3 separate regions of the Mus musculus genome follow, and all the other regions are linked to region 2. A link is a loop called in an ENCODE intact Hi-C map of the cell type or tissue named here. Cell type or tissue: heart. All regions are shown on one strand. Each heading gives the region's core, and the rest is flanking DNA. Links, peaks and the distances in the headings are about the cores only.

Region 1 (10,578 bases), core at 851-8,850, 510 kb before region 2:
ATCCATGACAGCTGTTAAGTTTGAAAGCATTAACAGCTGACTCTTGTAGCATTTAGTAAAAGAGCACTTTTATGATAGATAAGAGTGTTCCCCAAACAACCTATTCTTTTTTTTTTTTAAGATTTATTTATTTATTTATTAATTATATGTAAGTACACTGTAGCTGTCTTCAGACACTCCAGAAGAGGGCGTCAGATCTCGTTGCAGATGGTTGTGAGCCACCATATGGTTGCTGGGATTTGAACTTTGGACCTTCAGAAGAGCAGTCAGGTGCTCTTACCCACTGAGCCATCTCACCAGCCCCAAACAACCTATTCTTGTACTTAAATGATATTACTTTGCTCAGTAGCTGTGCTCCCTTTTTGTCTTTAAAAAAAAAAAAAAAAATCATTGTTACCGGGTGGTGGCACACACCTTTAATTCCAGCACTCAGGAGTTAGGGGGAGTTGGATCTCTGTGAACTGGAGGCCGACCTGGACTACAGACTGAGTCCAGGACAGCCACACCTACACAGTGAAACCCCATTTCTAAAATCCAAAACTAAAAGCTGTGGGGGTGAGGTGGAGAGATACTCAGCAGTCAAGAGTACTAGCTACTCATTCCCTGCACCCACACAGCAGCTCACAACGGTCTGGAACTCCAGCTCCAGGAGTCTGACACCCTCACACAGACATCCATGCGGACAAAACACCGATGCATATAAAATAAAAAAGTCATTGTTGGTTAATAAATGTATCTTGCATATAGGGACAAATATACATTGATATTGTAACCCTCATCAGTAAAGATGCTTGTAAGGCATTTACACAAAAGGACACTAAGACATTTCAGACAGTCCCTATGTATCAATGCACCAAATAAGAAAAATGTAAAATAACACATGGAATAAAATGAAATACAGGTTTCCAGACTTAGCATTTCACTTCAAATTCCTTTTAATATTTTTATTTTCATGTTTGTGCACGCATGTGAGTGCCTGTGTTTGTGTGTGTGTGTGTGTGTGTAGGGACTCTTAAAGACCAAAAAACAGTGTCAGATCCCTTGGAGCTGAAGTTACCACAGTCCTTTTTGAGCCACCTGACAAGCCGCGAATCTGCTTTTCACGATACAGCAGCCATGGCTCTTACCCATAGACCCATCTCTCTCCAGCCTCTGTATCAAGTTCTTAAAGGAGACTAACCCTCCTTGGAGATGAGGTAGATAATGTATGCAACAAGAAAACCATGAAAATAAGGGCCCTACAGGAAGTTCCCTGCATTTGTAACCAAAGATGAATTTTACGGCAGATGGGAATCTGAGAGGGGAAATGGGGAAGCATACATTTTATTCGGCTGGAAACAGTGAGAGCTGCTGGTACATAAGATCAGAACTGAAGATAGTAATTATCCACACTTAGCTTGTTTCCATTTGTAGGAAAGCTATGGTAAAAGGGCTGTTATAGCCCAGAGGTAAAGGAGTGCCTTTGTGTACCTCTGGCCTGCCACCAGGCCTAAGTAAGGACACTGCACTGGATCTGCTCTCCACGTAGATCTCCTTTGTTTGTTTTTTCTCACTTTAGGCATCTTTAGAGTTAGCTAAAACCGAAAGTTCAAAACAAAGAAAAAAAATCACATTCCTTGCTTATATAAAAGAATTCTGAAAATATTTTCCTTAGAATCACATGTTCCTCTAGTACTTCTAGGCATCAAACCTAGGACAGAGAGCTAACTGAGGTGCCTATGTAACATATTACAGTGGACCTGGCCACCATGCTCTTTCAGTATCCCTCAGTCCCTACCTGCCACAGGCTTTGGCTGGATTATATAGGGGAGGGCAGCCCTGCCCCTAGACTGGAGACATTTAGCTTAGGAGAGCTGGGTTTGAGATCTAACAGTACCAGGTGTAGATAATAACTTGATATAGATACTATTTTGATATAGATAATAACTTGATATAGATAATATCTTGATATAGATAATAACTTGATAGCAGAAAATCTAATGCCAAAGCTACTGTCACTTGAGATGAAAATAAATCAATCTGGAGACAAGAATTTCCATTTTTACCCAGGTGATGGTGGTGGTCTTGGTGGTGGTATACACACACCTATAACCCAGCAGAGGCAGAGACAGAGACAGACAGATCTCTGTTAGTTCAAGGCTCACCAGGTCTACAGAGCAAGTTCCAGGACAGTTAGGACTACATAGTAAAAAACAGAAACAAACAAAAAGTGTTTTAATATACATGGTGAAAAAGCAATGTAAAAACTCAATTCTAATGGACAAAGTTCTTTTGAAGTGCTTTAACATTTTTAGGTTTTTTTCCCCTTGGGTTAGATATTGTCGGCTGGAGGAAAGCAGCATCTTAGAGACAGTCATCTGGACCTAGCAACTTATGATCTGGCAGGCCTATATTCTTGTCTGTTAGCCTTCCAACCAGTAATGAGCAGCTGACACCTTGCTGATATAATTAGTGTTCAAGTCTATTGACATTACTGCACTGTTACTAAGTTTACAAGATGGTACTTTCTTTCTAACTTCAGAACCGACAGTGTTAATAATCTGGTTTCTTTCAGGTTTCTCAAGTAATTAAGCTAGTTTTAAAGGAAGATTGAGTTGGCTCACGTACATGTATACAGGCCAGCAACCTATTAGAAGGTCCAGTGACATTACAATTTCACTTTCATGCTAGGCATCATTATTAGACGGCAGGCTCATTAACTCTCAGATACTATTCCAGACAAACTTACAATTTTAGATTCACTTGGCGTGGAGAAATTGGGTGTATTTTATGTAAAGACACGAATTGTATTCATAAATCTAAATTAGAAATACGCATTTAACAAATGGAAAAGCATGATACTAAAAAAAAAGGCTTGCTTTTTAAAAATCAGTGCAAGATTTCACAGGCGCCTTAATCACATTTTGCAACTTGTACATATTTATTGGACAACCAACATCCCTAAAATAAGCACCAAAATCTTCAGTAGGAATAAGTATGTTTAGGAGTAGTGCACCTGAACCAGTTATGGAATTGTAAAGGTCTGTAAAGGTCTGTCTCTTTCATTGTCATTACACTAATCAGTCGTCCTTCTTCTTGCCCCCAATTTTAAGGACATTACTTTGTGTGTATGAGTGTTTGACTGCATAAACGAATGTGCACCACATGCCCACGGAGGCTGGAAGAGGTTGTCCGATCCCCACCCCCACCCCGCTTTTATGAGCAGCTGAGCAGGTATGTGGTGATAGGAAACTAAACTTGGGTGCTCTGCAACATCAGCAAGCACTCCTAACCATCTGTCCAGTTCCTTCCCCCGCCCCGCCCCCTAGTTTTTTTGAAACCTACTTCCTACATTAACAGGCATTTCTTTGGCACTACAATTTATAGAGCAAAGGAAAATATTGTGGGAAGAATGCCTCTTCTCTGCTGGGTTCTCATTGGCGTCCTTTAGTCCTCCTTAAAACATTAACCAAACCGGACGTGGTGGCGCATGCCTTTAATCCCAGCACTTGGGAGGCAGAGGCAGGCGGATTTCTGAGTTCGAGGCCAGCCTGGTCTACAGAGTGAGTTCCAGGTCAGCCAGGGCTACACAGAGAAACCCTGCCTCGAAAATTTAAAAAAATAAAAAAATTAATACCGATCTCTTAAGCTTTAAATGAATGAAGTGATTCTATTGAAATTAATAATTTTAATTAATTTCTTAATTCTACGTCAGGTACCCTGGAAGTGGAGTTATAGACGGCTTAAGGGTTACTTGCGGATGTCCTGGAACTCACTCTGTAGACCAGGCTGGCCTTGAACTTAGAAATCCGTCTGCCTCTGCCTTCCGAGTGCTGGGATTAAAGGCGTGAGCCACCACGCCCGGCTCGCATCCAGTACTGTTAACCGCTGAGACATCTCTTCGGTCCCTGAAATTTGTATTTTTATATCTAACTAAGTAAAGGAAATTTGATAAAAGAAACACTCATAATTACAAGAATTTTTCTCTAGGAAAAAGATCGTTGCTTTGTTTTAAAATATGGTGACATGGGGGTGGAAGACGGTGTATTTCCTTTTGATCACTGCCTTTGAACATACTCGTATGTAATATACCATATACTTGACATAGGGTGGTGGGGAAGATCGGCTCCAGTTCTGGCTTAGTAAAATCCGAACAAAGAACTCTCTAAGAAAAGGTTTCTATTTTCTACGCAGGGCTGACTTATTTTGCTTCAGTGTGCACATGGGGGCGGAGGTGATGACTGGCAAACCCCGACTCTCCAAAACCTTAAGCGTAGCTCTCTCTCCAGCTCTGGCTTCTCGGTACACGGAGAGTGGTCCAGAAGCGCTTCTCCCTTCATAGTCTCATATCCCTAGCGAAGTCAGAAACCAATACGACAGAGACATCCGGCGCCAGGGCTGGGCTCCTTTAGGCTCCCCGACCTCACCTTTCTTCTCTCACACCGCCCACGCCCTCCTGCTCGCTCCTCCGCCACCTGCGCGCGCGCCCCAGATCCGGTGCAGCTTCTCGTGCCCGCCTCCCGACGGCTGCCAATCACAGCTTTCTGCAGTTCCCTGGTTACCGAAACAACGGTCCTTGGGCACCTTGGCCACGCCCCTTTGGACCTGCTTCCCGCCTTTCGTGCTTTTCGCCCAATCACTCGCGTCCGAGTGTTCTTTGGTTCCCGCCTCCCCGCCCCCGCCCTCCTGAAGACCCGCCCTTTTTCCGAGGCACGACGGAGTCACCTGACCCGCGGGCGCTCCCTCGGTGGAAAGCAGGAAGGGGCGTGTGCGTGAAGGGGAGGGGCGCAAGAAGAAAGCGGCAGGGATGCCGGGAGTGGGGCGGGGAGAAGGTTTGTCAGTCGGATCTCGCGAGAGAGGACGGAAGCCTGTGGGAGCCCGTGGCCTTTAAAGTGCGATTCAGCCCTCTCCTCCGGGGCTAGTTTGTAAACACGGCCGGCCTCCGGGCTCGCGGGTGGCTGGCAGGACCATGAATTAGTGACCTGGAAAGGTGAGTAATGGTGGAAGGGCCACGGGCTTGGAGGTTGTAGGGATGCAGAGGAAGAAGGTGCTAACATGGCGACGTCGCTGCCTGTAGTCTCCACCCCCCGCCTCCCACCCCTTTTGCGCCCCTGCTGTGGACCCCAACCCTACGGACGGCGGTGGCCGCGTTGCCGCCTCTGGTCTGGCGGAGCGACCGGACCGTTAGGTAACGCGCTGCGGCTCCGGCCGGCCCCTCCCTCGCGCGCTTTCCCAAGCCTGAGCGAGAAGGAATAACGGCTCTTCTCCGACCCCTCCCTCCGACTTCTCCTCTGGTGTGGTCACTTGAGAGGTCCCCGAGGCGCCCTTCGGATCCGCCCATCTGTCGGGGAGACCCCCGCCGCTAGTCCTTGATCGCGCTGCCCAGAGGGCCCACGCTGGGCTCCCCACCGGGGACTCGGGCGATCGAGGGTTTGGGATGGTGCGTTGAAGGATTGGGAAGCAAGGGTCTCTGGCCTCGGTGGAACGTGATGGAGCCAATGGTAATGGAGAACCTGCTGGTGGTCTCGGCCTTTTCTGTCCTTTCTGCCGCCCTCACACTCCCGCCGCCGCCACCCCCCCCTTTCCAGGTGGGGCGGGGCTGAGGTGTGGGTGCAGGTTGATTCTGCTATTCCCCCCCACACCCCATTTACTTCGACCGGTGTTCTGCAGAGCTTTTGTAGGAAAATAATCTGTGCCTTTTATTACCCCAGGGACAAGGAAGAGAGGTAGGGAGAGATGTGTGTATGTCTCCCCGGGATGCTCACTCATTGAACCAGACCTTGGAGGAGATGGGAACTATTTTTATGCACATAGGTATTATAAAATTGTCTCTTCTTTAATGGAGACTCTTAAACTGGGAAGGTCGAGTAAAACTACCACCAGTATAATTGAGTAAAAGGGATACTCATGATAGACTCTAGGCCCATCGACTAATACCTAGTTTACCTTGTGGAAGTCACAGTTTCTTGGGGATTATAAACTAGGGACACGTTCACACCAGATGCAGGTAATGCTGTTTTTAACATCTGACCAAACACGGACTGTTCTGAGCTCAGTTTGTCCTGTTTGAAGAAATTCTTAACCCTTGGCCATTGTCAAGTAATAACCGTTCCAGGAATACTACTCATTTAGCGCCAAATGGCCTGGGTCTCTAGCACCCAAATGGTAAGACTTTATAAAGGCTTATTTTAAAACAGTTAACTCTAGATGAAATAAGAGTCTTGTATTTAAATTTGCTAAACCTATTTGAAGAATCCCTGCAATAAACTTTTTTCAAAAGTATAGAAATATTTTGTAGAGTATGCTAAAAACATATCCTATATAAGCCAAGAAAACTAAGTACATGGATCTTTAAGGCCATCGATAGTTGAGTGATAATTAAGGTTCTAGGTCTTAAAATCATTAATAAATAATTGGAGAGATGTTTAGAGATGTTTTCATGGGTATTTTAAAATTTTAAAGCTATATTGTTTTGAAATGATACTATCCATTAAATATTTCATGACTAACATTAAGTCAAGAAATCTAGGTTTGTTTTTGTTTTTTTTTATTTTTAAGAAAACTTGAAAACTTGAGTTTTAATTATTATCTGTACTCTCCTAATCAATTATATTGCTAGATCTAGTAAATAACTTTACCTTACATGCTGTTTCCACTCATTTTTGACTTTAGTCTCTTCCAAAATGATATGTGTTTCTGTGAACTGGTATCACTTTCTTTTGTTACTCTTATTGAAATGCCCTTAGAAAAGTAAGTCTTATATTTAAAGCAAAATTTGTATTGGAAGCTGGGCGTGGTGGCGCACGCCTTTAATCCCAGGCAGAGGCAGGCGGATTTCTGAGTTCAAGGCTAGCCTGGTCTACAGAGTGAGTTCTAGGACAGCCAGGGCTACCCAGAGAAACCCTGTCTCGAAAACAAAACAAAACAAAAAAATTTGTATTGGAACCCTCCTTGATTAGAAGTCAATGAAAGTAATTAGATAATTCAATGAAAGTGATTGGATGATTCAACTGACCTGTATGAAATTAATACATATAGTACTCCCTGTATTAACTTGTAGCCTACAAAACCACCTGTCATATAGTCAATGGTTTTAACATTTTGTGACTATCTTATATTCACATCTATTTCTATAGACTGAAATCTTGTCTGAAATGGAACATGTTCTATGTTTGTTTTTAAGATTTATTTATTTTTGTGTTTTGCTTGCATATATGTATGTGTACCATTTATGGGCAGTGCCCTTAGAGACCATCTTAAATCCTGAATCTCTAAAACTAGAGTTACATATTATTATGAGCCACCATGTGGGTGCTGGGAACTTATCCCAGCTGCTCTGCAAGAACAACAGGTACTCTTAACTGCTGAGCCATCTCTCCAGCCCTTTGTTTGCTTTTCTACCGTGCTAGGAAAGCTCTTTTTATTTTGTTGTTTCCAGACATGGCTTATCTCTGTAGTTGGCTATCCTGGAACTTGTTTGTAGACCAGGCTGGCCTCCACCTCACAGAGATCCTGCCTACCTCTACCTCCTGACCACTGGGACTAAAAGGTGTGCTCTTTTTTATTGAGATATACATTTCTCAAAATCTATTTATGTAATTTTTTTATTTTACAGTTATATGTGTCTAACTGCTTGTCTGCCTTCTTGCCTGTGTGGATGATAGCATATTTATGGAGATTAAAGGACAACATTGAAGAGTAAATGTTCTCTTTCCACCACATGGGTTCTGAGGATAGAACCCTGGTCATAAGGCTCAACAGCAAGAGCTTTACCCACTGGACCATCTCATTAGCCCTATATGTAACTCTAATGTTGAAGATATAGTGATCCCTATTACTATTTTTGTCTGTGGGGGGAAATGGCAGAAAAACACTTTCTTTGTTATGTTTCTTAAAGTTAAAGAGTTAAAGTAAGGTATCATTTCATAGAAAATAGAAGAATGCATGAGTCTTTAAGGCCATTGGTAATTGTAATACGTGTTTCATATTACATGAAATATACAATTATAAACTTGTATGTGATATATATACCTTCTCATTTTTTATTGACAAACCTCAAACATATTTTTATTTTAAGATAGTCTATGATGCTTACTTTGTTCTTTTTTATAATCATAAAGGGATTTAAATGTATGTTTTATTTGCTATTGTATATGTGTATAATGTGCTTGTATTGGCATGTACATGCTACAACTTGGGTTTAGTGGACAGAACAACTTTATGGAGGTAGCTTTTTCTTTCTACCTTACATGCATTATGGGTATTGAACTCAGGTTGTCAGGTTTGCATGGCAAATGTTTTGCTGGATGAGCCATATCACTACCTCTAAAATAATTATTTCTTCTCTTCATCCTGCTCCTTTGGGGTCAGGGGACAACATGGGGTATGACTGTATCTTGAGAGTGTAGGTATATTTACTTGGGTCCATATTTTAACTGCTAATTGTCAGCCTTTCCCCACATTAATATCCAAGAAATCAAAAACAAAAACAAAAACACTTGAAATATAGTAGTGAGTGACTTGTGATCCTTTAGAAGGTTCTTAGAAAAACAGTAATTATGCTTGGCAAATAGTAAATGGACTTGAGTTAATTTTCGTAGTATATGTTTACATTCATCTGTACCATTAGCTTTTCTTTCTAACCTTTTGTTTTGTTACTCTGTTGTTTTTGTTCATTTGAGACAGGTTTCTCTGTGTAGCCCTGGTTGTTTGGGAACTCACTCTGTAGACTAGATGGCCTCAGACTCAGAGATCTGCCTGCCTCTGCCTCCTTAGTTCTGGGATTTAAGGCATGCGCCACTTTTGATTTTTTCAGTATGTTCTCTAACATGTTTTCATTTTGTCTAATGGAACTTTGCATACCAGTTTTCTATCTTTACTCATTTAGTTTTACCTTTTCTAGCTTTATAGTTTTCTATTATATTCGTTTTGTGATGTTTGATTGATTATGTAGTTAACCGAGCCACTTAAGCCACTTAATAAATTTCTCAGTATTAAATGCCTAAATGGAAGAAAATTGATTTAAATTTTTGTTATTTATTTGAAATAGGATGTCACTCTGTAATCCAGGCTGCTGGAACTCATGGCCTCAGACCTATGGCAATCTTGCAGCAGCCTCCAAGTCCTGAGATTACAGCCATTAGCCACCCTGTCTAGCTAATTTTTAATAATTTTAATTTTGAAGACAGAATCTCATGTAGCTTGCTCTGCTTTTTTTTCCCCTTTCTGATTTTAACGTTGAATTAATGAACGGTTTTGGGTTTTTTTGAGACAATGTTTCACTGTGTGTGTATTCCTGTATTTTTCTTTTGTATAAACTTTGTAGTATTTGCTACCGTTTTTTTCCTTTGAGTTGATTCTATAATATAATAAGCTCAGTGGAAATACTTATCAGAGAATATAAGTATTTGTGGAGTTGCCAGGACTTTTGCTTTCTCCCAGAAGGAGGCTTACTTACACTGGTGTTTTAGTGTGAGTGTGCTACCTTTGCCATCATTTTGTTAACTTGTGGTTATGATTTTCAATATGATATGATTACTTGACTGCGAGTTATTACTGGAAAAAAGTTATATTGTTCAGTAGTTTCAAAATCATAATATAGTTGACCATATAATTTTATAGTTATGAACAATGACCTATGTATTTGGACAAATACCTATTTTATTATATTTTCTGTCATTTATCAGTTTGTTTTGTTTACAAAAGCCTAATAATATCACTACTTAAATTTTGTATACTTTGCTCATTGAATTTATTAGTTTTAATTTATGGACCACTTTCTGAATTACAGATTTCAAGGAATTACTACTAAATTTTCTTTCATATATTCTGGCACAATGAATGTTGTTTTAGGGTAGTTGTTAGTACCCAAATTGTGAGCTGTGTTATGCTTAGTCAAATTGGTTTTTTGTGCCTCAGTTTCCCCCTGCCTGCCAACAGGGTTTTTCTGAGTTGCCTAAGTTGTCTTGGAACTCACTCTGTAGACCAGGCTGGCCTCAGACTTGGAGAACCACCTGCCTCTGCTTCCTGAGGGCTGGAATCAAAAGTGTCATCTACCACTGGTGTCTCAGTTTTCTTTAAGGAGAATAACACTTAACCTTTTGCTCATTTGATTAATGTATATCAGTGCTCACAGCTACATCAGGGAGTTGTTGATGTGTTTATAAAAAGATAAAGAGATATAAGATATGTTCTATGAGAGTGTAGTGAGGTATGGGGGAAGGGGATATCTCAGCCGGCCCATGCCAAGGCATCCCTTCCCCTGGAGGGACCAGCCACATGACAGTATAGTATAGATTAGAGTTTATTCAGGGCATGGGGAGGGGAATTAAGAGGGTAGTAGAGGCAGAGAAAGGCAAAAAGGAGAGAATAGAGAAGTAGAGGCCAGCCATGACCATGTGGAGAGAGGTGGGAAGGGTATGGGGAGAGGGAGAGGAGCAAAAGGGAGCAAGGGTAAGAGGGAGCAGGAGATAAGCAGCCCCTTTTATAGTGGGTCAGGCCTACCTGGCTGCTGCCAGGTAACTGTGGGGAGGAGCATACCTGACTATTGACAAGTAACTGTGGAGTGGGGTGTAGACAGAATGCTAACAGTTGTTGTTT
Region 2 (10,578 bases), core at 1,182-9,181:
TCCCCACATGGGTCAAGCTCAAAAGGGGCACAGCCTTCTTCTCCTAGACCAAGTATGAATGTTTATAAACAATGAACCAATTTAGACAAAGACTAGGAACTGCAGCTTCCTCCTGCCAGGTGTTTACAGCCTGAGACTGCTTGTCTACAGACATCTCCTATGGAGACTGGCCAACTCCACCCTCTATGCCATATGTAGTAAACACCCCAAGGTTCCAGGTTGCTGGCTGAAGTACGTTTTCTCCATCAGAGCACATGTACCCAACCTGACCCCAGCTTTTCTGTGTGTGTACCTGCGTCTCTATAATTTCTTCACTCCCTCAGTACCCTTAGTCAAGGGTCCAGACCCAAGCCTTATGGGTCATAGCACTGAGACATATGAAAAAATGCTTGAGAAAGAGAAACGACGGTAGAAATACTGAAAGCATCAGGCAGTGATTACACACACCTTTAACCTCAGCACTAGGGAAGCAGAGGCAGGTGGATCTTTGAGCTCAATGCCAGCCTGGTCTACAGAGTAAATTCCAGGATGGCCAAGGCTACATAAAGAAACTCTACCTCAACAACCCCTCCCACCCCCCCCCCCACACACACACGAGGGGTGGGGGGCAGGGAGAAAGAAAGGAAATACTGAAAGCACATTAAGACTGAGGCATTAGGAGGAGACTACAGAAATGCTGTTTGACAAAGCAGTCAGCCCCTACAAGCTTGGTGTAAGTCCCGCCCAACAGCTTCCGAGGGGTAGTTTAGCTCACTGAGACTGTTTCTAAGCTTTCCAAGAGCAGAGAAGAGACTTCTTGTGAGTTGTTTTGGAATGATTTTCAATGATGTGCCCTGCCACTTGGGGTATCTATCTGTTTCCATGAAAACATTCTCTTCTCCAGTCTCCTCACAGGTTAGGCTCTGTGTGATCGTTACACTGCCTTCCTGGCCTTGCTCTTCCCACAGGAGCAAAAGGACTTTAGACAGAGTAGGAAAGTGGTGGTTCTCTGTGCTGAATAGGTGAAGGGAGAAGTAAAGGGGTCTCCATTTCACTGGAATCCGTGCTTGTGAGTGTCCATGCTTCTGTCCTGCCCAAGGCCATCTGATATGGCTGCAACAAATTAAATCAGGCCAACTGGAGGATCCACAGCAAACTTAAGCTGTGGCAAATTTATTAAGAGTCATCAGACTTTCTATACCTTTAACAGAAACAGGGTGTAGTGGTGATTACCAGGATCAATACAGTTGTAGCTACCAGGATACAATGGTGTGCACAGGATGCACAAGATTAATGTCTGAGAGCAATTGTCCCAACAAGCTTCCATGCTTCCCTGACGAGTAAAAGAACATACAGGAAAAAAAAAAAAAAAAAAAAAACTGGCATGAACACCTCACTGCCCGAGGGAGTTTCTCGAAAAACTAAAAGGCCTATAGTGCCCCAGGAGCCACAGATTCTACCCTGAAAAACCTATGATCTCAAGACATCAAGGCCAGGCCAAATCCATGGTTCCATGTGTGTGTGGTTATGAAGATAAATAGCATCTCAAATTCTCACATAGTACGAGTGACAAACTCCTAAAGCTACATTGATGGAATGCCGTCTTCAGATAGCCATTCACCTCTATTCTCTAGCACCCTTTTCAGGCTGTGCAGTTGGGTAAGGTTATACACAGCTGAGCGTGGGAGAGATCCAGGACCAGGGGCATGGCTACGATCTCAGGTGAGGGCCAGTGACCCTTCCTCCCACTCCTTCTGGCAGAGAAAGTTAAGAGCTCAATATGGTGAAGATATGGTCAATCATATCTTCTCTGTTCTTGTGGCAGGCATTGTCATATGCAGAGAACAGAGTTGCACAACAGATTTGGTCGTCATATTTATTCTGTGTCACAGCCAAGGATGAGTTCTCATTTATTGTCCCAGCAACTCTCAGTTCCAAAAAAAAAAAAAAACAAAACAAAACAAAAAAAAAACCCAACAATATCTGGTTACTCTTATACCAAACAGAGAGTTAAGTTCTGTAACTCCAACGCCACCTGCTACTACTTTCATTTCCAGTGAAGGAGGCAGCCCATGAAAGAGCAGGTATTTCCATTTTTAAAATGACTCTCTAAATAATAGCATTCATGGTTCTGTTAGGTTGTACCCAAAGAGTCAGCCAGCTCGAAAGTATTTATCAAGTGCTTATTGTATGGCAAGTCATGGCATACGGTGGTAGACAAAATTATGGTGAGAACAATGTGGACATCCATCCAAAAGAGGGGAAGGACCTGCCCCTCCTAGCAGAGGAGACTGGACCTCCTAAACTATATTCTTGACATTATTAGTTAGCTGAATACTTCAGGGGGTCTAAGTAGATTGAGCTGAGGATATAAAATCTCCCTTTCCCGAATCTCTTTCTCCTTCCTTGTGCACTTTACCCCAGTGTTCTACCTAGAAGCTGCCAAATAAAAGCTTAAAAAAACAAACCTTATTACTCCAAAGTAAAGGTAAAAATCCGAAGTTCTTCACTTTATGGTATACAAAAGTGGTTAGTTTTAGTGTCTCATCTTAGACACCACCTGAATTTAAAAATGCTTTGTGCAGATTCTGTCTTTTGAAACTGCCTGTTAAAGTGGGCTCCCTTGCAGGCTCAAAGAGGAGGCAAGCACGTCTCTTTCTTTTCAGCATTCTTTCAAAATAAAGTGGTCAAAAGAAAACCACAAGTATGGAGAAACTAAGTCTTGAAACAGACTGGCTGTGCCCCCAAACTCACCACGATTCTACTTTATGGTTTCTGCATCCTGTCTTAATCTAATTCACTGATTTTACTTGAAGTTTCACAACCTAATTCTGTTTTCATGGTTTTTCTGCTTGACTTTCTAAATGCTGGTGCAAACAATAGCCCCCCTTCTTTATTCAGATTTGAGCCTTACTGGAGGTTAGTAATAAAATCAATAGCCAGGTGAGATGGTCAGGCCCCACCTCCTCTCATTGCCTTTGTGTGAGTATTTCAGTATCCCTTGAAAGGGAGAGGAGAAACAATGACATCTTAGGTGCTCGTGAAAGCATGCATACCTATAAGCATAGGCAGAGGTAATTTTCATGGCCTTAAAACGACCTGAAATTAAGTTAAGTTAGAGTATTTACGACAAAGAAGTAAACCATTTAGATGCATATTAAAATTAGGCTACAAAATTAAGCCAAGTGGAAAGCTGAGTAAAAGGAGAAATCAGTTACTGAGTGAAATAGCTACATGACAGTTCTTTATAGCAAGGAACCCACACTGAATAGAACACTTCAACCTCCTGGTTAGCTGGTAGGCAAGGAAGGCAATTATAATTTATTCAGCCATTCAAAAGCCATTTATAGAATGCCTATCATATGTCAAAGAAAGCACTCGTCTAAGCTCTAAGGATAAAAAGATTACAAGTGCAGGCCTTTGCTTTTTTTAAGTTTATATACCACACCGTGTCAGTGTTCCTAAATTATTTCAGTTTATGGTGGGTTTTTATGCTTATCTGTTTTAACAAATAGTAGTTGAATAAAAGAGTAATTATTAAGTATTGTTCACCATTTCCTTATAACCAAAGAAAGTACCTTATGACTTGTAGACTTTGGTTTTTGGTTTTTTTTTTTAAAGTCTAATCATAATTCAGATAAAACGAACAAGCAGAAAGGTGAGAGGGCTAACTATAAGCAGACACGGGCATATCAAGTGAATAGCAATGGATTGCTGACATAACCTTGTACACTCACATGGACGTGTGCTGATGCCTTCTTAAGAACTGTCAGCTCACAGAACACTGAAGCGCTTCATTCTTCCCTCCAGGAGTGGGATCTGACCCAAGGGGTTTTAATCAGATGTCTAAACTCCCAGCGCCTCTGACGGAAGGAAGGATAAGTCCAAGAGATTGTTATAGATAATGCCTCAGGGTTTCCAATTTTAGGTCTAGAAGCAAATTCACTCTTTGTAGCCCCTTCCTCCTTTGTAAGCGCATTGAAATAGTTCTTCATTTCCAGATAGCAGAATTTCACAGCTGGGAAATCTATTAGAAGCTCTCTACCTGGCTTCTTTCTCCTTATTTTAGTGGATGAGAACAAACTTAATGTTCCCCACCTCCTCTTCTTTACCTCTCTCAGCTGTCCGGCTCTACAGTTCTTCTGTAACACCCCTCAAACTTACTCCATTTGTACTACCATTAGCCCAGAGTAGGTTATTTCCTTGTCTTGGCTAGTCCCAAAGTCACCATACTGTCCTTTCTGCCTTTCATCTCTCCACTTATCCTGGGAAGGCTTCCAGATCATAAGGCACAAAATCCACTGACATGTTCCAGTGTGGGGAAATTGTACCAATCTTACTGTGCTGTCAGAGGATAAACTAAGCTAAGCTAACACAAGGAACTCCTACAGGTTGGCCTTAACTTTCCTTTCTAGGCCTGTCTTTCAATAATCCTTTAAAAGTCAAAGTTCACTAAATATTTAGTTTGACTAATGTTCATAGTTTCAAGGCAGGAATCCATTTAGCCTTGAGATAACAGATGTATTGTTTTTTTTTTTTTTTTTTTTTTTGCAGTTAGGTTAATAGTTAAAAGTGAGAAAGACAAAAAATGAACCAAAAGGGAGTAAGCTACATTTTAAAAAATAGTTTCAATTCTGCTCACCTTTCCTTAGGCTTCATATCCTTAAGCCAGCTCTTGGCTTTTCTTTTCTTTTTTTTTCCCATTTTTTATTACATATTTTCTTTATTTACATTTCAAATTTTATCCCCTTTCCTCATTTTCCCTCGGAACCCCCTTCCCCCATCCCATCTCCCTTCCCGGCTTTTATTTTCTTAGTAAACCATATAGTAACTTAATTTAAAGGTGCAAATAGTACTGTACTTTGTACTAAAACTGCACAGATTAATAGGACATAGTAGTGGCCAGACAAAACAGTAAAATTTGCAAAGCAAGATTTCTTTTTAAGAAATACTTACAAAATCACTGAGATCAGGCTTTAAATTAGAAATATTTTTTGTTTCAGAAAATGTCTTCATTTTCACACGTTGACTTCGAGAAGCCCCAGTAGACTTCCGAGAATACTAGGAGATTCCTGTCTGTAAACTAAGAGCATACAGCCAGAGTTCCTCCACAACAGAAAAAGAAGCAGTCGCTGCTGGCAATGTATTCTAAATCAAGCACACAACTAAAGCTTATATTTTAATCTCTTTTGATTTAGGAAGGTCAAGATCATGCTAGCTTGGGAAAGGTAGAAGGCAGGGTTTGAACTCACATCCTTGCATTTATAACTCTATACTATGCAATGACGAGGCTAACCAGGAGAGGAATTGACAGGATTACTGGAAGCTGAGGTTAACCGAAATGATGACAGGCCTTCCTGAGTCTGAGCAGAGGCGGAGGAAACCAATACTGCCAATCCCCACCCGGCCGCCATCTTGTGGGAAGAGAAAAGCCGGAAGTACAGCTACGGGAGACCGGCGGCCAAGTGGCTTTGGCGGAGGCGAAGCATAAGGGCAGGGACTGGGCTGTGTGGCCTCGGGCACCGGGGGTGGAGCGGTGTCGCTTGTCCTTGGGGGCGGGGCCTAAAGGCGAGGTGGAGACCCGCATTCGGGCCTTCTGGCTAGGGGCGGGGCCTTGGGGTGGAGCCCCAGGGCGGAGTGCAGTGTAGCACTGGAGCTTAGGGGTGTGGCCTGACGGCGGGGTGGAGATTTGAAACGCGGACCTCCATGCTGGAGGCGGGGCCTTGGGCGGGGCGGGGCCATGTCCTGAGCTTGGGGGCGGGGCCTCACGGCAGAATGGAGACCGGCTTCTCTGACCTCCAGGCCAGGGGCGGAGCCTGAAGGCGGGGCGGAGGCGGGGAGGAGGCACCGGGCTGCAGACGCCTAAGGTAGCTGACAGGACCGCAGCGGCTCACCCCTCCCTTTCTCGGAACGTGGTTGGGCATCTGCCGCTGGCACACGCCGCTACAAGAGGGTTCGGGGCGGGAGATGACGGCGGTGTGCTCGCTGCTTGGCCCTCTGTGAGCATCGGCTTCCTTCTCCTTGCAGCCGGAGCTGCAGACCTAGCAGGTGAGATGAGCCCCAGTTGCGTTTGCAATGGCCCCTGCCCCTGGGGTCCGGACCAGTGGGCAGCGCCAGGCTGCCCTGGCGCCTCGGCTAGCTGCTGCGCCTGTCCGCCTCTGCTCCACAGAGCCTGCGCCTGAAACCTGCGGGAACACTGGAGATGGTCTGCTCACAAGGGACGACTTGTCCCCTCTGGTGCCAGAGCTGCGGTCCCCAGGGTGCGAAGCACCCCGTTGCACGTGTGCTCACATTGTCATCTCGGACTTTTTACTTTAGCCCAAGGTGGCCTTCGTGTCTGCCCCTCCTGAGCACCTCGGGATCTTTGCGCCAAATTTTCTCCCATACTTCTTTACGGAGCACCTGACGTTGTGACTCCCATGCCCTGGCTTTCCACTTCCACGGGTGTCAGCTGCCCTCGGTATCATCTATTTGGTCAGGGACTCTGCACTCCTTATCTTGGCGGGCCAAAGTCTGATCCTGCAGATTGACAAGGGAAAAGGCAGTGACTGGAGTGCCTGTTGATGTTGAAGAGTGCTTTTTATAGTGCTGCAAGGCATTAGGCTTTTCTCCTGTCTAAAGGATAGGAGTGTTTGAGAAGAGAACAGCCTCAGTTTAAAGCTTTTTCTTTCAAGTCAGTACTGCAGCACATTTGAACTTAATAGCATTTAACCTACAATTTCAGTGCTTTGGTCATGTTATCTAAGTCAGATGTAATGCGACTAGATGGTTTGTATACTTCGTTTTCTAGTGTCTGGCCCAGTGAATTGGCTTTTCCAGTGATAGGACAACTTGTTTGTTCTGCAACAAGTCTTGTTTTTGTAGTTTAAAGGACTGGATGACATTTTTAAAACTTCCTTTGTTGTGGTTCTTGTTAATCTTAAAATGTGCATAAGAAGCGGTTTTTCGTTTTGTTTTGTTTTCATGTTTAAAATGGTATGAGATAAAACTTCAGAGTTATTTTTAGTTTTTTTTTTTCTCCCTTCCTTATTTTGAGACAGCTGCTAATTTAAGTCCTGGCTGGCTTTTCTTTGTAGCTGGGCTTGAACCCATGGTCTTCCTGCCTCTGCCTCACTAGTGCTGTGATTACAGGTGTGTGACATTATGTCAGACTAGAAGTCATTTTAACTTTCATTTGCCTCGGGAACTGTTTATAACACTGGAAAAATTGAAAGGGGGAAAAGGACAGATTACTTTTAAAAAGTTTCATTTAATTTTCAGTTAATTGGAAGTTGAACCTGGAAGTTGTTAAACCTCTTGGCCATCACCTTCACTGTCAATAGCCACTTAAGATCAAACTCAATTCAACTCTTAATTGCTGGGTATGAAACAGAGGCTGGTAACTTCATAACACATTCTAAACTCGTAACTTTGTGGAATATCTAGTATGTCTACTATTGAGGATCTTTAATATTAGGCATGTTTGTATAGCTACTTGTGACAATGAATGCTGTTTACCTTGTTACCGTTTTAATCATTATCATTAGGTCTGCAGTCTCTCTACCCACCTCTCTTACCCACTTTGGTTTATTCTGTGTACGCTGTCTGTTTTTTGAGACATCGTCTCAATGCAGCCCCGGTTGCTTTTGAACTTGTATTGCTCCTATTTCTGTCTCTCAGGACTGGGTTCCTAGCATGGGGCACCATACTTGGCATTAGAACTATTGCTCCCATTTCATGAAGACCTCCTCTGTGATGAGCTGTGCACAGTACATCCTTTCCATATAGTGTTTCGCTAAGGAGTTTTCCCACTCGTTTCACAGTTAAGGAAACTGACTCAGGGAGGCAAAGTAATTGACCCAAAGAGTTGATAAATGCTAAGGTTCAAAGTCTACAACAGTTTTCATTATCTATTGTTAATTAAGATTGTTGTTTAAGCATGTGCGCTTGCGCGCGCTCTCTCTCTCTCCTCCCCTCACCCCCCACGGTTACATTGTTGTTCTTATGTTGTCCAAATATGGGATTGTGAGATATCCAAGCAAAGAAAAATAGGGATTGTGAGTTATTCAAGCAAAGAAATCTAGGGAACTTTGGAAAAGGCTGGACCAGTTTCTTACCCCCTTCCTTACTCCCTTTCTAAGGACACATTTCTTAAGGGCGCCAATGTTTTCATACTCAAGTCTGATTGTTGACCAGCAACTTCAAGGATGACTGTGTGCCAACCAGAACCTGCCTGTGTAATTCAGTGCTTATTTGGAAAGATCAAGTATGTGAATATTGTAGGATTTGTTTCTCTTGACCACTCCTGCCTAATCCTGGTAGAAAAAAGGAAATACTTGTCTTAATCCCAATTAAATATAAGGTTTTAAAAGGGTTTGGTTTCTAGAAAGCAACACAGGGAATATTCTCTTACAGAACCCTGTGTATTAGTTGCTCTTTGGTCTGCCACCCACGTCTTTTGAATGTGGTGTGGGTGTTTGAGAACTTAGCCCAAGCATTGTAAATGACACCAGATTTTTTTCTACCATCTTATATAAGGATACTTTAGATGGTAAACCTAGAACAAGGACTTAGAAATTGGCAATTACTGTCATATTCATTTCAAATTACTAATCAAAGCCAATTCACCTCAGGATTATCTAAAGTTTGTGTTCATTGTGTCTTTGGCAGCAAGAGGGGGGCAGTGTGACAGTTGCCACATTAGCACACAGAACTTGCTCTTCAAAATCTCATGAACAGCTTTAGAACGTCAGAATACAGTTTGTATTTTGGGGGCTGTTCCTGCTGTGAAAAACATCTATCACCTAGAAAAGAAAGATAATCCAGTCATGAGCTAGATAATACCTAAGGGGGAACCGATGGGGGAGAAGAGGCCGATTTAAGAACAGGTTGTTATTTAATGAATTTAATGAAGACTCTTAATGAATCAAGCCTTCCCCACCCCATGCCTCCTATGTACCAGGTATTGTGCTAGATATTAGGGACATGAGTATGTAAAGACGTTGCTGCTATGACATTTAAAGTCTGGTAAAGGAAACAGACATAAGTCAGTTTGAAGGCCTTGGGATAAGCAAACTGAGAAAAACAGACTAAAGGGAAGGATCATGATTTTATTTGTGAACAAATCATGCCTAACTGTGCGATTAAAGAAACCTCACTTGATGAAATGGCTCTAAACCATATGGTTGAGTTTGGTGGCTGGGTAGGTGCTAATTACGTGGGCAGTGCAAATGGTAGAGAGCCTTTTAGAGGGCACTCCATGCACAGAGTCCCCTGTTGCATCAAGGGACTGTAGGCTACTGTTTGTATTTACATAAAAGGAACTAAGAGAAGGCTGGTAGACTGACATTTTTCTATCATTTTTTTCTTTCATAGGGCTTCCTCATACTCCACCAAAAGTTATATTCAGCTTGGATAAGTGATTACTATGTGCCGGCTGTGATTAGACTGCAAGGACTCTACTTGAAGTAGACATTGATATTGGCACCTCACAGATGATAAGGTGAAGCACAAAAACTCAAGTTTGGGGTTCCAAGTTGGTAAGTCCTGCCCTACTGTGATTCTCCCTTGTGCTCAAGCATAGCCACTGGCTGGAAGGGACCGTTTGGTTCCAGTGTGACCCCTCAAACTATCCCTGAGAACTTCTGTCGGAGAATCTGGGTACAAGTGGGTCCTTGGCACCCTGTGGGCCTCCACCTCTTGTCCGTTAGATGGAGGTGGGCTGTGGAACCCTGGAGAGAAAGAACCAGAGGGCATCACTGCAGCTGTATTGTTTGTGGATCTTATTTTATGCACGTCTGACTCTAAAAATAGAGTGGTAACATAAATATTTTGAGCTGACCTACCTTTGAGAGTGAGGTACCTTCCTCTCCCCTTTCCCATCGTCTTTCCCCCAGTGGAGATTGAAGAGAGGGTGGGCACTTGTTTGGCCATTTAATATGTGAGTAAGTTCAGGTTTGCCACAGTCTGTTTCAGTCTGTGGCTGGTCTTAACACTGAATTGTTTTCTTTTCTTCTTTTTTGCAGAGGCCAGTTTGGAAGTGGAGGGAGAGAGAAAATGGATTCTTATTTCTCAGCAAAGAACTCAACGCTTGCTGGTGATATGAATGCGACTTGGCCTGCCTCTCATGGATTTAATGCCACCGGCGATCCACCTTCGATGTCGATAACCCGGCTCTTCCCGGCCTTACTGGAGTGCTTTGGCATAGTCCTTTGTGGCTACATAGCAGGAAGGGCCAATATCATAACCTCAACACAGGCCAAAGGACTGGGGAATTTCGTCTCCAGATTTGCCCTTCCAGCCTTATTATTCAAAAACATGGTTGTGCTTAATTTTTCCAACGTGGACTGGGCTTTTCTCTACAGCGTCTTAATTGGCAAAGCCTCCGTGTTTTTCATTGTGTGTGTATTAACCTTATTGGTGGCCAGTCCTGAGAGCCGGTTTAGCAAAGCTGGACTATTCCCTATTTTTGCTACACAGAGTAATGACTTTGCTTTGGGATACCCTATAGGTAAGTTATTTCTCTTCTTCAATTAAAAAAAAAAATCCAAGTATTGTATGTGGTAACATACGTTTTTGATTTATCTAAGCATCTGTTAGGGTTTTATATTAGTTATTTAT
Region 3 (10,578 bases), core at 1,242-9,241, 140 kb before region 2:
AATGCCACGGGAGCTGGCTGGTTTGCTTTCACTTTCACCTTTTATCTACCCAGCTGCCAGCCTAGGGGATGGTGCCGCCCTCATTCAGGCAGGTCTGTCCCTGTAGGTTAATTCTCTTCGAAAATCTCCTCATAGACATACCTAGAAGTGTGCCCGACTAGTCATTTACACATTTCTCAATTTCAACAAATTGACTATCAAGAGTGATGTCTTCAGCCAATAGCCAGTAATCTTATAAACAGTGGTGCAGGCATCTTGAAAATGAACCCTTCTCCAGATACGCCTCCAGATGACTGCAGCAGCCCTGGTCAGCTTCTTTGACTTCAATCCTGTCAGAGATTATCAGCTAAAACTACCCAGTTGAACTATACCACATTCCTAATCCATAAAAACTATGATACAATAAATGCTTTTTGAGTCACAACTTTTTACAGTATTTTGTTACCTAGCAATGGCTAATTAATTAATGCCGTTGAGCTCACCATTAGAGATACAGACAGGAGCTAAAGCGTGTCCAGCTGTTCCAGGTCACACAGGAAATTAGAGCTCCAAGGTTGGAGATAAGGAGCCAGACCTAGTACCAACGCATTCAACTATCATACGTAAGGCCTTGCATGAAACAATGGATGGGTGGAATTTGTTTATAAAATATGTTATTATTATTTAAAAGATCTAAATTCTTAGATACTGTTGTAAATATTCATTGATACCAACAGTTTGGGGAGAAATTGTCAGTATCAATCAAAAGGCACAAATCTTTACCAGCTTAGCAGGTAAAGATGCTCACCACCAAGCTTGACAACCTGAGTGCCACCCCAGGATGCACATCAGGGAAGGAGAGCACCCGCTGCTGCAGGCTGTCCGACTTCCACATGCAGGTCGTGGGATGCACACACTTCCTCTCATGCTCATAAAGCAGTAAATAAGGGGGCTGGGGAGGTGGCTCAGCGGTTAAGAGCACTGACTCCTCTTCCAAAGGTCCTGAGTTCAAATCCCAGCAACCACATGGTGGCTCACAACCATCTGTAATGGGGTCCGATGTTCTCTTCTTACTAGAAGACAGCTATGATGTATTCATATATATAAATAATATAAATAAATGTTTTTTAAAAAGAAGTCAATAAAATGTGCTAAATATTTTTGGAAAAAAAAAGGAGAAGGTACAGATCTTTCCCACTTGTCTCATAGATGCTGTTTTTATAAGTTATGGCATTGCTCTCTATACATTTGATTACTAGTTAGAGAATTCCACGGCACATAAGCGCTTACGATTATCAATGGTTATTGTGTACAAAGCAGGAAAACAACTGAAAGCAATATAAATGTCCACTGTTAGAGAATTTGGCTGGATTGTGGTACATAATACAGTTAAAAATATGTAGTTAAAAAAAAAGAACAAATTAGATTTGTTGAGTCTTAAGAGGAATGGAAAGATAAACTTTCATACCCATGCGACTTCTATCCCTAGAGTTTCCACCAGTTATTCAAACTGGCCCTAATCTAGAAGCTGCAGTGAAGGGATGCCACAGATGTAATTAAGCCTGAGTTTAAGAGAGGGGGTCAGCTTCAGTGGGATTAAATGGGTAGGTCTTATCCTGGCATCCATACATGAATGTAAGAAGTCTGCAAACGGAGAGTCTTTGTTCCTGGATGTGAGGACTGTGCTGGCTTCCGAGTGCAAAGAGCAACCTTGAAGCTGGCAGCTAGGAAGGAAAGGGGCGCCTCAGCCCCATCTCAGTCAGGAGCTTAGTTTTGCCAGTGACCAGAATGAGCCTGGAGTGGACCTTCCCTCAGTGCCTCTAGTCAAGAGCCCAGCCTCTCATCAGAAGTCATATGGTGCTCACTTACAGAGAGCCCTGAAGTAATAAATGGATGTGGTTTTGAGCTGGTAAATTTATGATAATTTCATATAGCAGCAGATAACCAATGCAATAGATTATTTTATCAGGAAACGTGATCCTATTCAGCTCTTTCAATAAACATTTGTTGAGTGAGTGTGTATGTGTGTGTGTGAGTGTGTGTGTGTGTGTGTGTATGTGCGCGCGTGTGTGTGTGTTTGTGAGTGAGTGTGTGCATGTGCTTGTGCGTGTGTGTGTGTGTGTGTGTGTGTAGGTGGGGAATCAAGCCCAGGACCTTGTGCATCTTAGCCAAACACTCTACCACTGACTTACCCCATCATTCCTATTTGTTGTGTAACAAAATATCACAGAAAAAGCATGGAAAATCACAAGTGGCTGCTTCTAGATGGGATTGTAGGTGGCTTTCACTTTCTGTTTTTATGCCTATCAACTAGGTGAATTGTTTAGAATAAGTACATATTTTTGGGAAAGAAAAAAAATGGAGCAAAAATATTTGGTGAATATGTTATCCCAGAGGTCTAAATATTACCATGTTCAGTTCTGCCTCAAGGCTTTTTAAAAATTCTTTTTGGAATAAAGTGCAATGTCAGTAAGTAAAATAATCACCTCTCAGGAGTACTGTCCTTTCCGTTTTGGATATGTCTATTAAATATGCTAAGCACTCGTGCGGCTCAGACACCGCCCTCCCCAGCACATCCTGGTCCTCTGCTGCTTCCCTTGGCCAAGTTTAGAGCTCCATTCATCTGGCACTCCACATCCTTCCTGCATGAACCCAGAAGACAGAACCTAACCTAGCACAGAGCCTTTAACCAGATCTGCTTGGACACCAACACTTCTTTACTAAAGCTTGTAACACTGTCTTTCTTTCCTGGCTTAGCATTCGGGGATCTTAATTCAGGTCACTCCTGAAAGTAGCAGCTCAGAGGTGGAACAAACAGGAAATCAAGTTGAGAGACTTATGGCTTGGTGGTTGGATCGAGGTATTAACACCATAATGATCTGAATTTAGAAATTCATATGCTAAGAGATCTTGAGCAGGTCAGCCAGGCTTTGGAGGGCACTGTTCAGTGTGTACAATAGAGACAGATGCCTATTTCACAGAGGTTCCTGTGAGAACTCAATGAGGCAGGTAAGCTCCCTTATCTGGTGTTTGAGACTGCCATCTATTCAGGAGAAGGTAACCAAAATAAAGTCCTGGTTATAAGGGGGTGGGAGGTCCAAAGGCACTGGATTAGGAGTTAGAGTGGCTCCCAAGATGGGAGTCATGAAACAAGAAGCAGAATAGGTTCAGAGCGCCTCTGTCTACAATAGAAAGACCAAATGTCAGCAGAAACCATCTCGAGCTGAACGTGTACTTAATGTCCCTGGCTGCTCCCACTGCTTAGCAACCCGGCGGCACAATGCAGCATAGTATGGATTGTTTACCCTCCTCATGGATTCCCTGTGTTGTCAAGCAACAAGAAGGAATATTTACCACACACTGCTAACCCAGGAAAAGATCCAAACTCAATGCGCCAGAACTGGAGAAAATGGTTCAGCGGTTAAGAGCACTTGCTGCTCTTAACAGAGGACACTTAGATTCCCAGCATCTACGTGGTAGCTCCCAACCGTCTGTAATTCCATTATCAGGGCATCCCACACCTTCTTATGGCCTCTGTGGCACCAGGCAAGCACATGATACAGATAGATATATTTGCAGGCAAACCACTTGTACACATTAAATAAATACATACATAAAAGGCAAATATAGCATAGACCTTAGACGAATACAGTTAACAGTGGGAGTTTGTAACCATCCTGGAATTCATGGTGAGACCTAAAAATAACAAAAACAAAACAAAAAGGAAAGAGTGCATTTAGAGACTCCTACCAAAAAAAAAAAAAAAACAAACAAACAAACAAAAAAAAAAACAAAAAAAAACGCTAATAAGAGTTTAGGAGAGGTGGCCCTGTCGCTGTCTTTCCAGGATTATCGTATCCGCCAGAAGCATGTCACAGAGACTGCACACATAGGGACAACTCAGCACAGAAAGCCTGAAGCCGAGGCATTCTAGATGCCACATTCTGAGGTGCATCTTTCAAAGCTTCCCTGCCTTTACCCAGAGAGCTACGTCGTCTCGGTAGCTTTACTATCCGGTCCAGTAGTTATACTGACCATAACTGTCTTTGTCTTTCAAATGTATATGTTCTAATGTGTCATCCCAGTGTTAACTTGCCTTTAAGGCCTGATAGTGGTGTTTTTGAGAACTGGCAAGAGCCATGTGAAAGGGCCTCGGGTTTCTCCTTATACTCGCTCGGCTCTTGATCTTTCTATGTTTGCAGAAGTCGGTGGAAAAAAAAAAAAAAAAGATTCCAAGAATCCCAACCGATAGGCACCTTACCCTGGGAAGAGCTGTGCGCTCCCAGTGGGCGGGGATTGGGGACGCGCGTGGCCCTTGGGCTTCAGTGGGGCCACTCCATCTTAGAAGCCAGTTTTTACAGTGAATGGAAACTTTTAAGTTTCTCAAAGCGGGGGGCGCCCTCTGATTCGGGAGCGGAGTGGAGATGACCGGAAAAGGCTTTCCCTGTGTTGGGGGGAGAGCACCCCACTCGGAGGCCCGGGTAGTTTCTAGGGACAGCGTCTTGGGTTGGGTATCCCTTCCAGGTCCGGCTCCTGGGCGCACGCAGGTCCGGACCCCTCGGCCTCCGCCCCGGGGAGAGCCCAGCCCAGGCTCCGGTCCCGCCGGCCTCGGAAGTCAGGGCGCGGCGAGGGCGAAGGGCGAAGGGCCAGCGGCTGCCTCGGCGTCCGCGTGTGGCGGGGGCCGTAGGGGGAGGACGCGGGCCGAGGGGGAGGGCGCACATCTCGGCGAAGTTCCCGGATGGTCGCAGCCTCCCGGCGCGGAGCGCTTTTCCTGCCCGCCCCGGCTCAGCCCTGCGGACCCAGAGAGAAGTTTCCCAGAAAAAAATGCCCCGCGCGCCGCGGGGCCGAGGAGCCGCCCGGAGCCGCTGCACGGTAAGGGAGCCGCGCCCCACCATGCAGGGCGCGTCCGGGGTGCACGGAGTTGGGGTGCAGACGGGCGGGTTGTCGGGGCCGCGTCCTCGGCGCCCAGGGGAGCGATCCCCGCTCAGGCCCGCGGTCCAGCCCGCGCGGGAGGAAGGGGCGGCGGCTGCCGGGGCTCGAGATGCCGCGATCCCCGCTGAGCGCTGCGGGGCTGCACCGACCCAGGACCGCCCGTGGACCCGATGGATCTAACCGCGGTCTCCCTGGGATGCCCGGGAACCGCATCTGCAACTCCATCTCCACCGAGGGCGGGTGACTTTGGAGTTTAGGGCTCCCAGAACTTGGCTCCAGTGCTCCCGGGCAGCCTGATCCCGGGTATGGGCGCGCTCTAGGTGCCTATGTCTGCTCCTGAAAGGGCGGCCAGCTCGGGTCAGGGCTTTGCGCCCGGGGCCTCTCCCTAAATCGTGGACCGCTTCCCTTCAGCCTTCATCTCCCGCTACTTTAGCATGCTTTTCTTTTCAAAGAAAGAACAGTGAAACTTAACTAGTGCAAGAGAAATCCAATAGGGATGACCCAGATCCTCGGTTTGTGGCTAGACTTTGAACTCAGATTAACAAAAGGTGTGTCTGTGTGGAACCTGGTTTGACTGGGTCTTGCTTAATCTCCAAGGAATATCCCCGGGCTATAGGCTCCTAACCCCTCAGGGTTTCTACAGTGAGCAGATTTGGTCTCTTTCTCTGAAAATCGCTAGTCTGTCTTGGATCTTCCTTGCCCTTCATCTCTCTGGTTCCTGAGCGGGCCTGCAGGTAGACCCACAGGGACAGCGGACACGTGTGCAGCCTGGGTAGGTTTTCTTTTAACAGCTTCCATATAATTTGAATACTGTATTTTCATTTGATAGATTTTTTTTTGCCTCCTCAAAAAATGCTTATTTCAATAATTGATAAATAACTTAAAAGTTTGTAGATCATGTTTTTGACTTCTTAAAGAGAGAAAGTCTTTCATAAACTATGGGCTCTCTGCTTCTTACAGTGCTCAGGGCACTGCCTTCTACCCTGATTACCTGCCAGTTGCGGTTCACCAGGCTGATCCTCTCAGAGGCATGGGGTGGTGTACACATATGTGTACAGATCGTACACATATCTGTGAGTGCCGGTTGCCGGCTGAAGAGAAGCTGCAGACTGGGTTTTCCAAGTGTTCTGGATCCGCTCAGCGACATCACCGTCTTCCCTGAGTAGCTTTTCTCTTTGGGAATCACATGAGCGCTTTTAGATTACGTGATGGAAAGCAAAGAGATCTGAAAGCAGGGAATGATCAAACTCTGGGATAGAAAGGGAGAATGAACTTATTTGCAGATGGAGGGATTCGCATCTTACTTCCGTTGTCCATTTCACACATTTTCTTCTGTGTGTTTAGCTACTGCCGGATGCCCTTAAACCTACTGTGTGACTCGGTTGACAGTCTTTCCACCGCTGGGTGTGAGGCTAGAACAGGATAACAGGTTATGAGACAGCAAGAAGCAATTTGATACAAAGTAACCAGTCACCAGGCACCGTGTAACAACAAGACACAAGAGCAAAAAGGAACTGCCAGAGAGTTGGTAGGTAGCAAAGAGCAGAATGCCTGTGTCTTTTAAATTGACCGTGCCAAGGTGCTTTGGCCGCCATGAGCCAGGTTTCATGAATGTTCATGATACTCCGTTTTTTCTCACAGTCTTGGATAACTGAATGTGTTCCTAACTATAGCTGTAGTTTTAAAGTTGAGCACTTTCCACGGTGATGCCAAATATTCTTTTATTCCTTTTATACTTTTATTCTAAAGTACACAGGACATTTTTATTTCTTGCTGCAACCTGTTCATTTCTAAGAACCTGGGAATCTAGGTCCCAGAGCTCTGGCCATCCTGGGGCCTGTCCTCCAATGGAGTCTACTAGATTTCTGATGATTTCCGTACGGAGGCCCCACTGAGCTGCCTTCCAGCAACCCACGTAGCCAGGCCACCAGCCCCACACACGCCAATTAGGCTGCAGCTGGAATCAAGCTCATGGCTCTTTGAGCATCGAGGGTCTTTACTGGAAGATGCTGTCATGCTCTCCGCTGGGTAGAGTTAGCTCAGAAGGACTTGTCCTGGATGTTTACCATCACTGTAGACAACCTTGTTTGGAACAGCAGAGCTGGAAGGCAAATGTGGTAAGGTAGGGGAGAACAAGGGGTTCAAGGAGTGGGATTCCTTCCAGCTGCTGGGAGTCGGCCTTTCATTGGCTCCTTCCGTTAGCAATTACTTATCACTGTGTATGTGCTTGCCATGGAGAGATTCGAAGGCGCCTTCACATTCTGTCCCTCTGTCCAGCTTCAGTTGAGAACCACTCCTGGTTTCACTTCCCCGGGACAAAGGACTTCCTCACGGAGCCTCCCTTATACTGCTCAACCCTAACAAATGCAGCTGCTGCCTCCCCCCCTCCTCCCCGTGGGTATTACAGTCAGGTTGAGATCACTAACTGACTCATGGATACATTTGGACAAAGAAACCTCTGAGGATCAGTTAGTTGAGTAGTGTTATCTGCTAACGTGTGGATCAGTGTGGAGTAGGCTGGGTCGTGGTTAGCCATGTGTGACTAGAGGCTTCCAAAGGCTCAATTCTGCGAGTGTGGAGTGAGGGGTGTGAGTCTTGGTTTGGCTTGTTTATAATAGGTAACCTTGGCTGGCCTGAAACCTGCCATATAGACCAGACTGGCCTTGAACTTGGAGCAGTCCTCCTCCTTCTGCCTCTCAGGTCCTGGGATTACATGCATGGGCCTCTGGCTCTAGAGAATTCACATTTGAGAGCCCACAGGTGATGCCAGTGTGCTGAATATAGTTAGTTTCCATGTGGTTACTGCATGGACCACGAAGTCTCCTTAATCTTGTGACTGGTACAAGTACTCTATCTTACAAGGTCTTTTTTTCTTTACCCCTAAAGTGAGATCAACAATCTCTACAAGAGGATTGCTATGAGGGTCATATGTGGTCACATGCACAGTATACTTAGCAGGTTGTATTTAATGGTGCTGTTGGTGTTTGTGGGCCATTATCATTAACATTATTATAATCAGTGTGGACGCAACAAAATAGCCTACATATAGGAGCCGCTTTTAGTATAAATTAACATATAGTCTCTGGGATGCCCATGATCTATCACATGTTTGACATTTACCATGTAGCTCCAAGGAGAAGACTCTTGATGTCTGGGATCTGCAGTGTCTGTCCACCCAGAAGAGCCTACACTGCTGAGGTTTTTAGGGGCAGATTAAGGACAGGGAATGCAGAGACAGCATGCATCACTTTCTTAGCCCCTTGGCACCAGGAAATATTGGTTATCATGACCCTCCATCCATGGGAGTGGAGTTTAACAAGTATATTAGCTGCTTCTCTCAGTCCAAGCAGCTTTGATCTCAGGTGTGTAGCCCAAAGCCCAGTAGCTAGAACACCATTTCTTCTTGTGGCCGGACAGCTCGTGGGACCGCAGCATTACAGCCTGCTGTTAGTCACAGATATTTACTGAGAACACAAAAGCAATAAACTTTGCTACTCAGTGAAAGAACACAGGTGAGGGTAACGAGATGTAACTATCTACAGCTTTTGTATTGTAGTCTTGATTGCTATGACTCACATAAAAATGTCTCTGTTACATTTTAATGTTTACGATAAATGAATTTTTCTCTTTGAGCAAGCCATTTCTTTAGTATAATTCATGTTGCCTTTTGGTTTTGCCCTATCTCTCAGTTATACTAGTGTGCATTTTGCTTTTCTTTTTGGCAGTGCTGAGGTTTGAACCCAGTGATTCAGACATGCTAAGCAAGACTCTATCACTGAGCCAAATTATATTAATTTAAAAAAATTTTAAAAATTATTATTTATTTATTTTTTGTTTGTTTTTCGGGATAGGCCTTGAACTCAGAGGTCAACCTGACTCTGCTGCCTGAGTTCTGGGACTAAAGGCATGTACCACCACCCAGCCCAATTAAATTAAGTGAATGAAATTCTTCAAAGCCTTCAGTGATTTTGGTGGCACACACCTTTAATCCCAGCACTTGGAAGGCAGAGCCAGGCAGATCTCCAAGCTCAAGGACAGCCAGGACTACAAAGAATCTCTGTCTCGAAAAACCAAACAACAACAACAAAAACCATTGGCTATTCTAGAACAGAAAATGTGTTAGGACAAAGTCTGCCGTCATTTAAGCTGGGTGGTGATGGTGTGCCTTTAATCCCAGCACTCAGGAGGCACAGGCAAGTGGAAATCTGTGAGTTCAAGGCCAGTCTGATCTATAGTGTTAGTTCTAGGACAGCCAGAGCTACACAGAGAAACCTTGTTTTTAAAAACAAAACAAAACAACAGCAAAATCAAACGATCCAGAGGCTGGAGAGATGAGTGCCTGCGAGCTGCATGAATGCAGGTGTCCATGGAGACCAGAAGAGCATATTGGATCTCGTGGAACCAGAGATAAAGATGGTGTGAGCCACGGAGTGGGTGCTGAGCATCTCCCAGCTCCTCCCTCCCCACTCCTCTCTCCCTCTTTTCTTCCTTCCTTCTATGACTCCTCTCCCTTCCCTCTTCCTTCCTATAATGTTACCAGTCATATGCCGTTTAGTTGATTCATTGAATATTTGTGCAACTCTGTGAGATTTCTGTTTATTTGGTGTGTGAGGCTGAGTTTCTTAGCTAGTGACAGGGTTAGTTCAGACCTGAGCAGCCTTATTCCAAACCCTGCACCTTTGACTCAGCCCTGTCCCCACCTTTGTTGGACATGACCCTCCCATTCCTGACTTCTGCTAACCTGTGGTTCCCATTCCCATCTAAGTGCCTTTCTGGCAACATCCCTTCCTCTGCCCTCTCTACATACATCTGTAGGTGAGTTCTACAGACTTTTCCGATTGGTCACACATCCTTAGGAAGACAGAAACAATAGGCTTTGTTACTACTCTGTACAAGGACATAGGAAAGCGAGCGGGAGGCACCGTTAGCCACACACCTCTGTGCTAACGATGGTAAGCATGGCTCACACTGTGTGAGAACTCATTCCTATACACTGAAACACTCCCTGCTCCCTTGGCTCATTTCTCTCAGTCACCTGTCCCTTTCTCTCAGTCACCTGTCCCTGTTAGCTTAGTCCTCACCTGCCCATGATTTCTGTTCTGTCCTGTATTCCAGTCTTTTCTAACCCCTGTTAGACGGCAGACTCTTCAAAGTAGTCACTTTTTAAAAACATTAATTTTTACGCTTATTCCCCTCAAATGCAGTTCGTTTTTTACTCATCATTAAGCGATGGCAGCTTCCTCGCCCTGTCAGTCAGAGTTGAGGTGAAGGACTCGGAAGTTAAAACAGACCCTGTTTTGCAGAAAACTCTAAGATGTCGGGAAACATGTTTTAACCTAAAACTGGACTTTTTACTCAGGGTGATCTGTATAAAGTGACATTCATTGCCATGGTTAATTTAACTGTACAGTATCTTTATATCCAGAATAGGATATAGTTCTGATAACTCATAGGATTTGTGTTCTTATCGACCATTATTGGAGCTCCTAAGAGGTGATATTCTCCGCTCTAATACAGCCAGAGACAGAGGTAGGTAGACCCCTATAATGAGGCAAGTAGGGACAAAAAGCTCTTGACTAATCATAGGAGTAAAACCTTGAGGTGACACAGGCCAACAGCCAGGAACATCCTGAGGGAGCATCCAGTAGTTAAGACCCAGGCCTGGGG

The links. Peaks named below come from ENCODE experiments on the same cell type or tissue, not always from the same donor. Only the 100,000 strongest peaks of a DNase experiment are listed, where the experiment ranks them.
Region 1: a loop joins it to region 2, with 3 times the contacts of the local background. A loop is called at or near these places in 1 of 42 quality-filtered maps.
Region 3: a loop joins it to region 2, with 2.7 times the contacts of the local background. A loop is called at or near these places in 1 of 42 quality-filtered maps.

The regions. Positions count from the first base shown.
Region 1 is chr2:73,886,866-73,897,443 of GRCm38, reverse strand. Atf2 (activating transcription factor 2) reads left to right here and starts at 4,805. Exons shown (of 15, transcript NM_001025093.2): 1 at 4,805-4,969. Gm10822 (a long non-coding RNA gene) reads right to left here and starts at 5,036. Exons shown (of 3, transcript XR_003953852.1): 1 at 4,705-5,036; 2 at 4,407-4,533. In heart, for the core only: no CTCF peak of the experiment used is centred there; a DNase peak (open chromatin) is centred at 4,643; H3K4me3 peaks cover 2,858 bases; H3K27ac peaks cover 2,225 bases.
Region 2 is chr2:73,381,714-73,392,291 of GRCm38, reverse strand. It overlaps Gpr155 (G protein-coupled receptor 155), which reads left to right and starts at 5,812. Exons shown (of 17, transcript NM_001190297.2): 1 at 5,812-6,027; 2 at 9,334-9,497; 3 at 9,984-10,468. The coding sequence starts at 10,015. It overlaps Gm13707 (a long non-coding RNA gene), which reads right to left and starts at 5,442. Exons shown (of 9, transcript XR_866430.3): 1 at 4,936-5,442; 2 at 3,717-3,842. In heart, for the core only: no CTCF peak of the experiment used is centred there; a DNase peak (open chromatin) is centred at 5,631; H3K4me3 peaks cover 1,934 bases; H3K27ac peaks cover 1,541 bases.
Region 3 is chr2:73,523,600-73,534,177 of GRCm38, reverse strand. It overlaps Wipf1 (WAS/WASL interacting protein family, member 1), which reads left to right and starts at 4,691. Exons shown (of 8, transcript NM_153138.4): 1 at 4,691-4,851. In heart, for the core only: no CTCF peak of the experiment used is centred there; DNase peaks (open chromatin) are centred at 4,667, 5,989 and 7,227; H3K4me3 peaks cover 2,280 bases; H3K27ac peaks cover 2,175 bases.